3 separate regions of the Homo sapiens genome follow, and regions 1 and 2 are each linked to region 3. A link is a contact called in ENCODE Hi-C or POLR2A ChIA-PET data. All regions are on one chromosome and are shown on one strand. The core of a region is the stretch at or near the end of the contact, and the rest is flanking DNA. Distances in the headings are between cores, read along the strand shown.

Region 1 (4,324 bases), core at 1,295-3,794, 910 kb after region 3:
ATTTCGTGAGTGCTTCCTATGGGCCAGGCTCTGGGCTCAGCCCCTAGAAGCATTACCTATTTTAATGCTCCAACAACAGCAGGCACAGTTATTGTAACTTAATTCCCCGGAGAGCACACAGAGCATGAGGGGACTTCTCAAGGTCCCAGAATAGGAGAAAGGCAAGGCCAGGCTTAGACCCCCCGACATGCCTGCTGTTGGCCCCTGTCTCTGCTGCCTCCCCCATACTCTGTCCCTAGACTTTCCTCCATGAAAACTGCTTTTCAATTTAATTTTTGTTTAACTTTTATTTTATTGGGCAACACTTTATCCTATAAAATAGACTGAGTGTTCCCTACACGAGAACTGCTTTTGTCCTCGAGTGGAGTCCAATGAAACCCACTGAATTTGTCACTGATAACAGCTGAAGGTGTGCCCTTCCCAGGGCCGTTCGCGTGTCCTATACTATATTCTTCTAGGCCCAGACAATACATCTGTGATGGCAGAATTTCAAACAGACAGGGAGTGGAGCAGATCACTTTGATTTGGGAATGGGGCAGCCCAGAGGTCCCGCAACACCCCCTCCAGGAGGCTGCCTCCTCTGCTGTCTCATAAAGCTGCCCCATCCGCCCGCCACAGTGAAGCAATCAGACCCTCTGTTCCCTTGTTCACTGCTCACCTAGCTTGGCTCCGAGACCAGTGTTGTAGACCTATTAATTATCAGGATAATTACGGACGGGGAAATCCAGACACAGATACAATCAGTGCCCTCCTCCACCTCCCCGCACACGCCCCTCCCGGTCTCCCTGACATCCTGGTGTGCACTGTGTTCCCCTGCCATCTCCACGCTGCGGCTCCTACTAGACCCACCCCTGCCGGTGCCAAAATGCCCAAAGGAAGGCTGAGTCATGCTCTGGCCTGCCCAGCCGCAATAGTCATGCTGCAACTCCCACGGAAAACCTCCTTTCACCCACTCCAGAGGTCTGAGACACCCTAATGGGCCAAGTCCTTTCCCCTCACCCATAGAGCTCAAACTGCCTCTCACCTTGCCCCCTTCCAACTCAGGCTGTAGAAAACACTGGATAAAGTAAGGCTTACTAACCAAGCATCCCTGCACCTAAAAATGGACCGCTTAATTTCAGGACCCCCTGAAATTGTCAGCAAAAGTTTCTCTGTGCACATCTGTACATTTAGCTGGGAAGACTCCACAGCTTATATCAGATCGTCACAGAGTCCCAAGCCCCAATGGGGTAAGAATCTCTGAATCTAACATGTCACAGAGACCACCCCCTATAACACTTTACCAAGAACTTAATCCTCCATGAGCTCGCCTAATGCCTGCTCCTCTGTGGACAGGCAAGCCATCACTTGGGTTGGGAGCACCAGCCTGCAGCCAGACTACCTGGGTTTTTCATCCCAATACTGCCACTTTCTAGCTATGTCACCTCGGTTTCCCTGTCAGAAAAAAATGAGACCACATGGCATCTTGGTTTCCTCCTTGGATCACTACAGGGAGTGGCAGCAGCCTGGCTGCTCCAATTGGAACTTAAAAATCACTAGGGATCATGCAGGTCATAAACAAAAGGAAGAAGCACTACTATGGACTCAGGCTGCAGTTACAGTCAACAACCCTCCCTCCACCAAGATCAGCACAGAGAGTCTCTCCCCAACATCCTCATATCACAGCACGCTCCAGGACTGGGGAATCCCTGAGGATGGCTCAGGGCAGCCCAGCCTCCTTTCTGAAAACAGGATTCAGAGCTCATAGAAGCCTCCCTGCCCTGGGAGTCTCAAGAGAGCACTTAAGCACAGACACCTGGTTTAGCTTGGTAGGCACCCCTAGCCTGCGGAGCTTACCCCCGCCGCACACATCTGGAGAGTCAACCATTACAAAGAGAAATAGCAGGACTGGTCCTGCCCCTCCGGGATGGTGCCGCCAGTCTAGAGTAAAATGCCAAGCACGGGCTCAAGACTCCTGCTGAGGCCAATGGTAAGCCAGGCTGCTTCAGGAAGGGAGGGAGGAGAAGGGAGGGAAGAAGAGAGGGAAGAGGAAGGAGGGAGAAAGGGATGGAAGAGGGAAGAGAATCAGAGAGGGAGGGGAGGAGGAAGAGAGAGAAGGCGGGAGGAAGGAAGAGAGGGAGGGGAGGAGGAAGAGAGAGAAGGCGGGAGGAAGGAAGAGAGGGAGGGGGAGGTAGAAGGGAGGAGAGGGAGGGAAGGAAGGAGGCTCTCCAAGCCTCTTCAAGCCTCTCCATCCCTCCCTCTTCAAGGCAAAATATACTTTCTCTAAAAAAAAAAAAAAAAAAAACAACAAAAAAAACCCCCCTTCATCCTTTTCCTTTCTGAACAAGAGCTTTGTAACACTAGATGGTTGATCCGAAAATAACTATTTAGCCCTTAGACAGAGGTGTTTTTTAACAGGAGAAGCTGAGATATTTTGAAAGCCACCCCTGAGGCGAGAAAGTTGTGCAGAAGGCACTAATTGTCAACGCTCCCCAAGGACAGCCTGCCTGTTCCAAGGCAGGAGGAAAGGGCCGAGCTGTCAGCGCCCGATTCCTGGGGGAGTCTGCCTCGCCCGCGCTCAGCCAGCCAGGCCAGCTTCCTGCCCGGCATGGAGGAGATAAAACACAGGAACACAGACGATCTTACATAACCGAAGCGGGACTGAACATTTTCAGCAAATTACCTCTGTTATGAGCTCTGCCATAAAATCGCCTCACAAGTGAATTTAGTTTTTCTTCCCTCCGTGCCCAATCAATTAGCACATGAGTAATACCAAGCCCATTAGGACAAACTGATGCCGGGGGAGTTATGTCATCTGCTATAGAAATGATTGCTTAATATACCAGTTGGCTCCGAGGAGCTCTTAGCCACACACAATCTTGCCATAATCGATAGCAACAGTCAAACAACGCTGTTTCCAACGAGAACACTGCTGGGCAGAGCCTGAGCCAGAGCCAGTGTCGGGGACACAGAAGCTGAGTGGGCCCCAAATACCAGCTCCCTCCCTCCACCTTCCTCCTCCAACCTCCCCTCCCTGCTGCTGCCCTTCAAAGCCAACAGGAGAAGCCTGATGGTGGCTCAGAGAAATAGAACCCCGGACAGGTGGGGTGGGGGCAGCGACGGTGAGAGGGAGTGTCACTGTGGGGGCAGGGGAGTGTGCAGAGAAAGCCTGGAAGACAGGGCTTGCCAGAGCCTGGGAGTTGTGGGAATTCCTATCCAAGAGAAAAAGGAAAGGCATGGAACTCTTTCTGCCTCCATATTTCCTAGCAACTGCAGAATGGGCTTTCAAAAGGAATATTGAAAGATGTGTGAGATTAAACCCTCCGTGGAGCTGAGCATATGTGCATGCTCAAGGCATGTGTATGTGTGCACGTGTGTGGGCACATTCACACATATAAGCATAAACAAGGACAGGTGCCCACACCTACAAGTATATGTTTACATGTATGCATGTACAGTTGGTGGGGTCAGCATGGAGGGCTCTGTGTGTGTGTGTGTGTGTGTGTGTGTGTGTGTGTGTGTGTGTGTGTGTAGCTACTGGAGTACTGCATACATGTGTGCATATGAGTATACATTTGTGTGCAGGTATGTGCATGTGTTCCTATTATCCTAGAATGCAGCCGTCCTGCAAGATTAGCCGGCCTCCCCTATCACGTTGTTCAATCACAATTCTGGGCTGCAGAAACCAAAGGTAAAAGCTAAAAGCCTTTTCCCCAAGATGATAGGGAAGAGAGACAGCGAACTGCAGCTGGCAGCCACCTGAGCGTGGCATCATGGAAAAGTACCAGCTTGGTTTTGGAGCTAGATCGCCCTTGGATCTGGGCCCTGCCCTGCCATCTAGAAGGGCAAGTTCTTTAATTTCCCTGGGCCGCAGTTGCCTCATCTGTAAAACAGAGATGTCAGCGTGACCCCAAGAAGGCTAGGCTAAGGGTTGGTGCGCAGAAAGCACTTAGCAGAGCCTGCCAGAGGAAGCATGCACTCAACTCAGCTATTGTGATTCACTGCTGTGCTCCTGCCATCTCCTTGGTTGCCCAGACAAGGACCCAGATCTCCAGCCCCTCCCTGCTCCAGGCGAGGCTGAGGGAGCCACTCCATTTCCCTCCTAGCACCTCAGAGAAGAGTTGCCATATCCCAGAGTGTGAGCACATCTCACTAGCAGTGTTTGCAGCCTTAGTCTCCACCCATCTCCTCTGGGCAGGCCCCTCGCCCCCTGGCTAGCTGGATGTCTCGCTGGCAAAGTAATTCTTGGCCTCCATAGTCAGGCAGAGCTGCTTTCAACTAGCTACAAGCCCATGGGCCGGGGGCAGAGAGGGTGAGGGCCCAGCTTACATGGGTGAACCCAGGA
Region 2 (3,843 bases), core at 482-2,981, 590 kb after region 3:
CCACACTCATTTGCTCAAAGGAGGGATAAGTGGAATTTGCACTGAGTCTTGTAAGATGGATCTGAGCTGACAGGCAGGGGCCATGAGCAATACTTCATTTGCTGAGCCCGACAGGAATGGGGAGATTGATAGGGAAGGAGGGCGTCAGGCAGCCACCAACTTCCCAGTGGAGATGAGCAGCCAAGCGTTCTGTGTGAACACCCCCGCCTCCACGGTGAGGCTGTCAGCAACTCTGGAGAAACACCAGGGTTGTAAAAAAAACAAAAATGCCACGTCATGAAGCCTTTCCCTCTGACAGACAGGGAAAGGAGCAAGGGCAGGGACAGTCACTGCCTCTGTAGCCATCACCAAGTGGAGACCCCAAGAGGTTGGTGAATGTGCCCAAGCTCCCCTAGCAGAAGGTGGCACAAAGGGAACCCCAAAATTTCGTGAGTTCTCCCTCAACTATAAAGCAAATGAGGATGAGAAGCCTTTGGGATGGGAGGCCTGGGAAGAGGGAAGATGACGGAGTAGTCCTAGGGGTTGATAGTGGTCAGAAATCACCATGTGGCTGTTACCACCGAGCTGGGGAGCAGGGAGGGAAGTGCAACTGGCAAGGGCACCTGCCAGCAAACCTCTGTGCCCAGAGACTAATATCAGGACCAATGCCCCTCTATGATATTGGTGAGGTTTACTCCTTTCTAAGAGTCCAAACTTTACCTTCACCCACCCACCAATTTCCGAGCAGCTGCCCTGGGTCAGCCCTGGTGCTGCAGGCCAGGAGTGGCAGAATGAATGAGATACAATCCCTGCCCTCCAGGAGCTCATGGTCCAGCTATGATGGAGCTGGAAGAAAAGGACAGGCCATCCCAGGTCCCAGTCCCCATGCAACACAGGAGGTCATATGGAGACCCAGAGGGACATCTGTTCAGAAGAGAAGAGCATCAGAAGGCAAGTGGAATGAGGCTTCCCTTCTCTTCTCCACTTTCCCAGAGGCCAAGCGTGGCTCAGGGGCAAGGGCCACTTGGAGGGAACGGGGCTGGGCAGTATTCGGTGGGAATAGTGCGGCAACCAGCCTCAGAACTTAATTTCCTTTCCTAAGCCGGGTTCTGGGCAGCCCTACCCGGCCAAGTTTCTGCCCGAAGCAAATTAAAATGGCAGAGTTATCAAGCCTTGAAGAAAAAATGGAGGTTATAATGGAACTGCAGCTCAACCTTCCCCACAGCCGTGCAGGAGCGGTGGCGATGCGCGCACAGCCACAATTCAATTAGCTGCTGCAATCGCCGGCAGAAAAATCACCGTCATTTCATTTCATTTCCTCTGACGGTGGTGGCCACCCTGTGCTAAGCAGAAATGCTTCCAGCCCCTCGCACTGGCTGCCCCTTGCAGGCGGGCGGGCAGGGGAGGGGGCGTGCGGCTGCTCGTGTTTCTCCTCGCGACCCGGTGCTCGGCTCGGGAGAACAGCGAGCTCTTTCTTCTCATGCAGTCAGGCTGAAAACCCTCGCCGCTACCGGAGAGTCATGTCAGGCATTTAGCGGCATCGATCCAGCCCGCCTCTGGCTGGCAGGCGGCCAAAAAACTAAGTATTTTTTATTGCTTCGGCTAGGCAAGGAAATATGAATGAAGCTACCACTAATTGGACTCCAGACTAACCCCTCTGGGACAGCTTCCAGCCCGTCCCCCCATCCCCCCTCCCACTCTGACACAGCCCTGTCCTTCCTGCCGTAGGCCTCATCTGTTGACAACCTGGTTTCCAAAGCCTGATTATTTCAGTCTACACCGCCGCTGACACCGTCACCACGCCACATGCCATGCGCACAGCCTCGGCCCTGCCCACTGCTGCCTCTGCCCAGCATCTTGATTCATTCCCACTGGAGTTTCCTGAGGCCCATGTGTGCCATGCATGGACCTCAGCGAGCATGGTAAACAGCCCAGCTCTTGGGGGTTCCCAGGGGGGGTCTTTTAGCAGAAAACTTTCACAGATGGGGCACAAAGCCAGAAGCCAATAGGGATGAGGATGAGGTAAAGACTCATGCTCTTTAGAGAGTGCTGGGCTTCCCACTCCCCCTCCAATTCCACTGAAGTGGGTCCCTGCTAGCCAGGTAATCTGGATCCTCAGTCAGGTTATAAAGGGTCTTCCGAAACAAAGCTGAGAGGTTGGTCAAGCAGGAATTATTCCCATGGTATGGATAAGGAAACTGAGGCTCAGAGAGGCCAAGAGAACTACACAGGGCCTCATAAAGCTGGGACCAGACCTCAGCCTTAAAATGTCCAATCCAGGCCTCCGCCTATCTAGGCAAACTGCCTCTCCGAAAAAATGCCACTGTTAGAGGATCAGTACCGAGGCAGTGAACATGGATTTTCAGCTTCAATGACTCCTCTCTTAGGTACCTAGCCATTCCTCAGCCCAAATGTGGTCCTGGATTTCTGAGCATGTAGGCGGGTCAAGAGGCCACGGACGCCAGCCTCACTGCTAATGGGAGGTTTAAAAAGTCAGCCTGGGTAGGGGGAGGGCCAGGAAGGGAAGGAGGGCTGGATTGGAGAGAGCTGCGCAAGGAAGCTGCTGTCTAGATGGTTAGTTAACTGCCTGACCTTCCAAGTCCTACTTAACACGAGGTAATAACCAAAGCCATCCTAACAGATTAGATGGCCCCAGATACAAGGACAGCGATGAGGAATAAAATAGCTTTGCTAATCGCTGGAGGATTTTTTTTATCCAGACTCCACTGCGCTTATTCAGAAGGCTTATTCACTTGAAACAGAACCTCGGAGCCTCAGTGTGATCAGAAAGATTTACAACAAATCTCAGAGCTGGCAGACACGCAGGCGGCCTGGCCTTAATGCTCGCCTGCTAGCACTTTCTTAAATCGAGTGAAAGCCCAGAGCAGGGAGAAACTGCAGGCGTTTGAAGGGAATGAGGAGGATGCAAGATCATACAGGAGGCATCCTAGCAGGGGGGTGGTAAAAACCTTGGCCCTGAACATGGGACACCTGGGTCCTTAGCCCTGGGTTTAGCCCAGAGACTCCACAAAGCCCCTCGCAATGGAAGATCCAGGGCTGGTCAGCTGACCTCTCAGAGTATCACCTCTCATATGAAACGGAGTTAGAGCTCATTTAGCCCAAGCTCTTCATTTGACAAATGGCAGACCTAAAGCCTGGAGAGAGGAAGGGCTTCCACAACTGAAGGTCACTCTCAACAGGTGACGACAGCAGCTCCCATTTTATGACAGTAGCTACCCCTCACCCTGCCACTGGCTCTGGACTAAGACATCAGCACTGAAGCTCCCAGCTCAGCAAGAGTAAACAAACAACAAAATCCCTAGTTACAACCCACAGAGCAGAAGCGGGAACCCAGAAGCCAGCTTTGGATACCGACTGACTGGTCTCAGGCCCGCGATTCTGGGAGCCCCGAGTCCCACCTCCTCCCAGCACCCAAACACCCCTCCGGGTTCCAGAGTGCCAACACTTACCGCACTGGATTCTCTCTCTTTGGGGAAAGAAGGCCAGGACAGGAGGAAGGTCAGGCACCCCAAAACAAAAAGACAAAAAAGAAAGGAAAAAGGTCAGTCTAAGTCCAGCTGGCTTTTGTGATTTGCTAGTGCACTGGTTTTAAAATGAGCAGAAGGCCTGGATTGCTGTCTCCGTGGATCAGCCAAGGCAGGGCCATTAGGTGGCGTTTCTCGGTTTGGAAATTTGCCACCCAAATTCCAATGCTGCCCCCACCCCTCTAGTCCCCAGGGTGGGCAAGGGAGGCCCAGTCCCCAGGGTGGGGAGGGTAGGCCTTTGACCCAGTTCTCCCTGTCATGCCAGAGGGCACCAAGTTTACTCTTTAGCAGGCTAGGGGTCTTAAGATCACAAGCTTGA
Region 3 (4,177 bases), core at 1,577-4,076:
GTTTACCTCCTCCTCCTTTTCTTGGTACTGATTTTTAAAATAAAAATTTTGGCAGCTTTTTTATTGACTTTACTGCATCGTTGTACTTTGATCTATACTCAAATTCTTTTGAGAAAGAGGAAAGGAATTCACAAATTAAATGAAAAATTGAATATTGGAAGGTTTTTTTCTGGTGGCACGTTAAATGAGATATTAAGTTAGTGGTTGTACTTGGGTTTTGAGACTAACAAGCTTATAGGTCCAAGATTTCAGGTCATAATTTTTCTTTACTTGGGAAAATGAGAACCTCATGCATATCAGGCCATCAAAGAAGTTGTGAGGTGTGGTGAAAAGACAGAAAGCAGTTCAGGCTTGTTTTTTGTTTGTTTGTTTGTTTGGAGATGGAGTCTCTCTGTCACCCAGGCTGGAGTGCAGTGGCATGATCTCGTCTCACTACAACCTCCGCCTCCTGAGTTCCAGCGATTCTCCTGCCTCAGCCTCCCGAGTAGCTGGGACTATAGGCGCGCACCACCACACCCGGCTGATTTTTGTAGTTTTAGTAGAGACGGGGTTTCACCACGAGGCTTGTTTTTTATCCACTGTCACCAAGGATAATATTGAATCAGTGTGAACATTCAGAGACCGAAAAAGCTAGAAGCCCTATTCGGACCCAAAATATTTTCCCTCTGCTGTCATTTCAGACATGCCACCATTAGGGCTTCATTTCCCTGCAGTCTTCTTTAAATACCAAAACTGCCCTGGGAAGGATAAGACATCAGTTTCTTCATACTTCAGAGCAAATGGGATTGATTCCCAGGACCTCCTTTCTGTGGACTGGGTTTTTGCCTCCTCACCAAGAGACTGGGCTCCCTGGGCGAGCAGAGGCTGCTGGGTAAGAGAGATTTAGTTCTGTTTCAACAAGCTGTGGGGCCTTCGACAAGCCCCCTGACCTCTCTGGCCCCTGGTGTCCTCACGTTGCCATGAAGGGCTTTTGAGGATGCTCCAGCTCCCACATGGCCAATCCCGACTCCCCTCCCAGGGCCCCTGTTGGGCCCTGCGGCAGGTGCCAGTGGAGTCACCTTCCAGCCCGGCGGGGCCCATTAGCTCCTTGCTCTGTTGACTCTCAGGTAAAACCTTTCTTGTGTTTACTCAGCAAAGATTCTTTTAAGACGGGCTAAGCACACGGTTTACTCTGCTAACAAGCCTTGGCATTTATTGTGAGGACCTGTGTTGACTTATTCTCGAGTCTCCATTGACACTCACTGAGAAACGTTAACGCAAACACAAGGAGACATCCTGGGAGCTCTGAGGCCCGACATTGTGCTGGGGAAGGAGCTCCAGAAAGGGCCATCCTTTCTGTTTTGGTTAGAATCACCTTGAGAGTTAAAAATAACAATAATATAGGCACCATAAGAGATTCTAATGATCTCCTTTTACTTTTTAGGTTCAGTATCTGAACACTTTTGCTAAAGGTCTCTGGAAAGCTCCCTGTGTTAATTCTCGATGAGACTACGTCTGTGCCGGCCGCTTCCTGAGCCTCCTTCCATGTGCATAGGCCTGCTGCATGCTGGAGACCTGCGGCACAGCTGCCAAGTGCCCCGTGTGGTTCTGTGATCTTGGGACAGTCACTTCCTCTCTGTGGTTGTCAGTCTTCTCATCCCTAAGGTAAGGGGACGCTGTCTCCACGCTCATCTCCTCAGCTAGACTGGGGCCTCAGGCCTGAGCCCAGGGCCTAAGAGCCCTAAAAAATGTTTGCTGAATAAATGAATGAATAAGCCACATTAGCCACTCTCTCCGGTCTTGCTCCGACATCTTGTGCCTGAATCCTCCCCCAGTGCAGGCTCTGCTTTGAGTCGTACGTAGTCTGATGAGATCTGCTAATGGGGTCACTGCAGACAACCACAGAGCCCCAGCGTCTGACTCATACGCTGCGGCTGCCAAGTGGTTTCACCTGCCTCTGCCTCTCTCATTACCTCCTCTCATTCAAGCTGATGCTTGTAAAGGAAACAGCTTTCAGGTGAGGGGCCTGTGTATTTGGTTTGTCTTTGTTGCCTGGAAACTGTTGACATCCTGAGACATTCTGTTGCCTTCACTGGGTAATGAAAAATTGATTACTTTTCTCTCTGTCAACAAACTATAGCCCGTTCCCCTTGGCTGGGAATGGGTGAGAAGTGTGTGCGTCTTGCTCCGTGGCTGTTTGCTTGCTTTCAACAAGTTGGGTTTGCTTGACTTAGAGGTGGGGGTGGGGCCCAGAGCAGAGGGACAGGATAAGTGGCTGTGGGGGAGGCTCTTGGGGAGAGGACTCTCCTCACTTCCCTTGAGCGCTCCCTCAGTTCCAGCAAATGCCTTCACCCAGCTGACCCGTGGCATCTCTCCCCTCTGCAGTGTTCTCTCTGCTCAGCCTGCCCAGAAGCCTCCTTGAGTCTCTCCAGCCCTGGGGACAGCCTGAGATACACAGCTAATACCATTTCCTCTGTGTTCTGCTCTGTGTGGTGTCTCCTCTGGACTGTGCACTGGGCTGGCATCCCCTACCTGAGGGGATGGGCAATAGATATACCCAGAGGAGCTCAGCATGCTAGATTTAGAAGGGACCTCAGAGAGCATCCAGCCCTCTTGGTTTTACATTTGTGGAAGAGAAAGCTCATAGGGCAGGTGACGTGGCTGTGGCCACATAGCTAAGTGGTAACAGAGTATGCCTTCTTGACTCCCAGTCCAGTAGGATGAAGGTCGTCAGTTTGGTACTCACTGTCCTTGGTGGAATATGAAAGTCATGGGATGGCCCTCACCCCAGGAACATATCAAACACTCAGCAAAAGGGGTCAGAGACTGGGCAAGAGTGGACAGAGGCCTGGGGTCTTTCCGTGGGGAGCATGGTGACTTGGCCACTCAGCAGGGATGGAGGTGGCGGAGCTCACGTGAGAGAAGCTTTCAAAAGGTGGTGTTGAGAGAACAGTGAAGAATGGGCTTTGCGAGGGTGGCCTGATGTGTAGGCTTGGCTAAGTCCTCTCCTTTCCTGACTCCATGTTTGGTGCCTGCATGCCTTGCTCCCCAGAGCGGGGACAGCGTGTGGGCCCCACAGCCATGGGAGAGCAGAACTGCCCAGGGTAGGAGGTCACAGCCTCAGGCTGCCTGGTCCCACTCCAGCAGCCTTCTTGGCCCCAGGTAAGATCTGTAGATGACCCCGTAGGCTCAGCCTTGCCCCCAGCCTTGGGGGAGCCCATGCTTGCAACAGGATAGATAAGGGCTCTCTGAGATTCCCTGAGCTATCACTCCTGGCTGGCCCTACTTTAGACCTGCCTTGCTCCAGGAAAGGATCTTACACTTTGTTCCAGGGCCCCAGGCCTGCCTAGACATCTCTGAGTCAGCTTCAGGGGATCATAACTTTAAGCCTCTTGTTCTTCACTGATTGCTGTACTCAGGCATTTCTTGAGTTCCTTAGTCCCTGGGTTTCGGGCTGGCTTAGGAGCAGCCAGTTGGAGGGCTCTGGAAGTGTTTTGCTTGCTTTGCATCAATGGTGGACTGGGGCTGGGGCTGGGGCTGGGGCTGGGGCTGGGAAGGGTGCTTTATCACTGATGTCATTAAGAATTGCCAGCGCATGGTCAGGATGAGAAGCAGACTAGCTTCTTTTTTTCTTCTTGAGACAGTCTTGCTCTGTCACCCAGGCTGGAGTGTAGTGGCGCGATCTCAGCTCACTGCAACCTCCGCCTCCCAGATTCAAGCAATTCTCCTGCCTCAGCCTCCCAAGTAGCTGGGATTACAGGTGCCCGCCACCACGCCCGGGTAATTTTTGTATTTTTAGTAGAGATGGGGGTTTCACCATGTTGACCAGGCCGGTCTCGAACTCTTGACCTCAGGTGATCCACCCACCTCGGCCTTCCAAAGTGCTGGGATTATAGGCGTAAGCCACTGTGCCCGGCCCAGACTGGCTTCTACTCAGTTTTATCACTATTGTTACTTTCTCTACAGACTCATTGCCTGACCCTGGGGGATGGACCCTTCTGCCCCTCACCCCCACCCCAGGTATACCACCGGCAGGTATAGAGGTTTTTACATACTTATTTCTTTTTAAAATAAACCTTATTTTTTAGAACAGTTTTAGGTTTACAGCAAAATTGAGCAGAAGGTACAGAGATTTCCCATATATCACCTACCCCTACAACATGCACAGCCTCCCCCACCATCAAAAACCTGCAGGGAG

The links. Hi-C counts contacts between places; a loop is a spot of excess contacts on that map. ChIA-PET counts read pairs that join two places held with the same protein, here RNA polymerase II (POLR2A). Pooled maps may share reads with other maps.
Region 1: a loop to region 3 is called in a map of CD14-positive monocyte, with 2.7 times the contacts of the local background. The contact joins two enhancer-like sites. A Hi-C loop is called at or near these places in 16 of 168 maps with a recorded cell type or tissue (CD14-positive monocyte, Calu3, IMR-90 and 8 more), 5 of 37 single-sample maps with no recorded cell type and 24 of 50 pooled maps. POLR2A ChIA-PET finds 5 or more read pairs at or near these places in 1 of 52 experiments (activated B cell).
Region 2: a loop to region 3 is called in a map of CD14-positive monocyte, with 2.8 times the contacts of the local background. The contact joins two enhancer-like sites. A Hi-C loop is called at or near these places in 3 of 168 maps with a recorded cell type or tissue (A673, CD14-positive monocyte and ovary) and 5 of 50 pooled maps. POLR2A ChIA-PET finds 5 or more read pairs at or near these places in 2 of 52 experiments (PC-9 and Panc1).

The regions. Positions count from the first base shown.
Region 1 is chr15:70,374,432-70,378,755 of GRCh38, forward strand. No RefSeq gene overlaps it. Among named protein-coding and RNA genes, the nearest start is that of LINC02205, 130 kb to the right of the region's middle. RefSeq lists enhancers at 3,549-4,050, 4,051-4,324. Within about 2 kb of position 2,545, at least 18 of the 41 ENCODE cell types and tissues checked have a DNase peak (open chromatin) inside an H3K27ac peak, as active enhancers do.
Region 2 is chr15:70,061,005-70,064,847 of GRCh38, forward strand. TLE3 (TLE family member 3, transcriptional corepressor) reads right to left here. Exons shown (of 20, transcript NM_001105192.3): 8 at 3,450-3,466. Among named protein-coding and RNA genes, the nearest start is that of MIR629, 17 kb to the right of the region's middle. Within about 2 kb of position 1,732, at least 13 of the 41 ENCODE cell types and tissues checked have a DNase peak (open chromatin) inside an H3K27ac peak, as active enhancers do.
Region 3 is chr15:69,466,750-69,470,926 of GRCh38, forward strand. No RefSeq gene overlaps it. Among named protein-coding and RNA genes, the nearest start is that of LINC02896, 6.1 kb to the left of the region's middle. RefSeq lists an enhancer at 1,594-1,793. Within about 2 kb of position 2,827, at least 14 of the 41 ENCODE cell types and tissues checked have a DNase peak (open chromatin) inside an H3K27ac peak, as active enhancers do.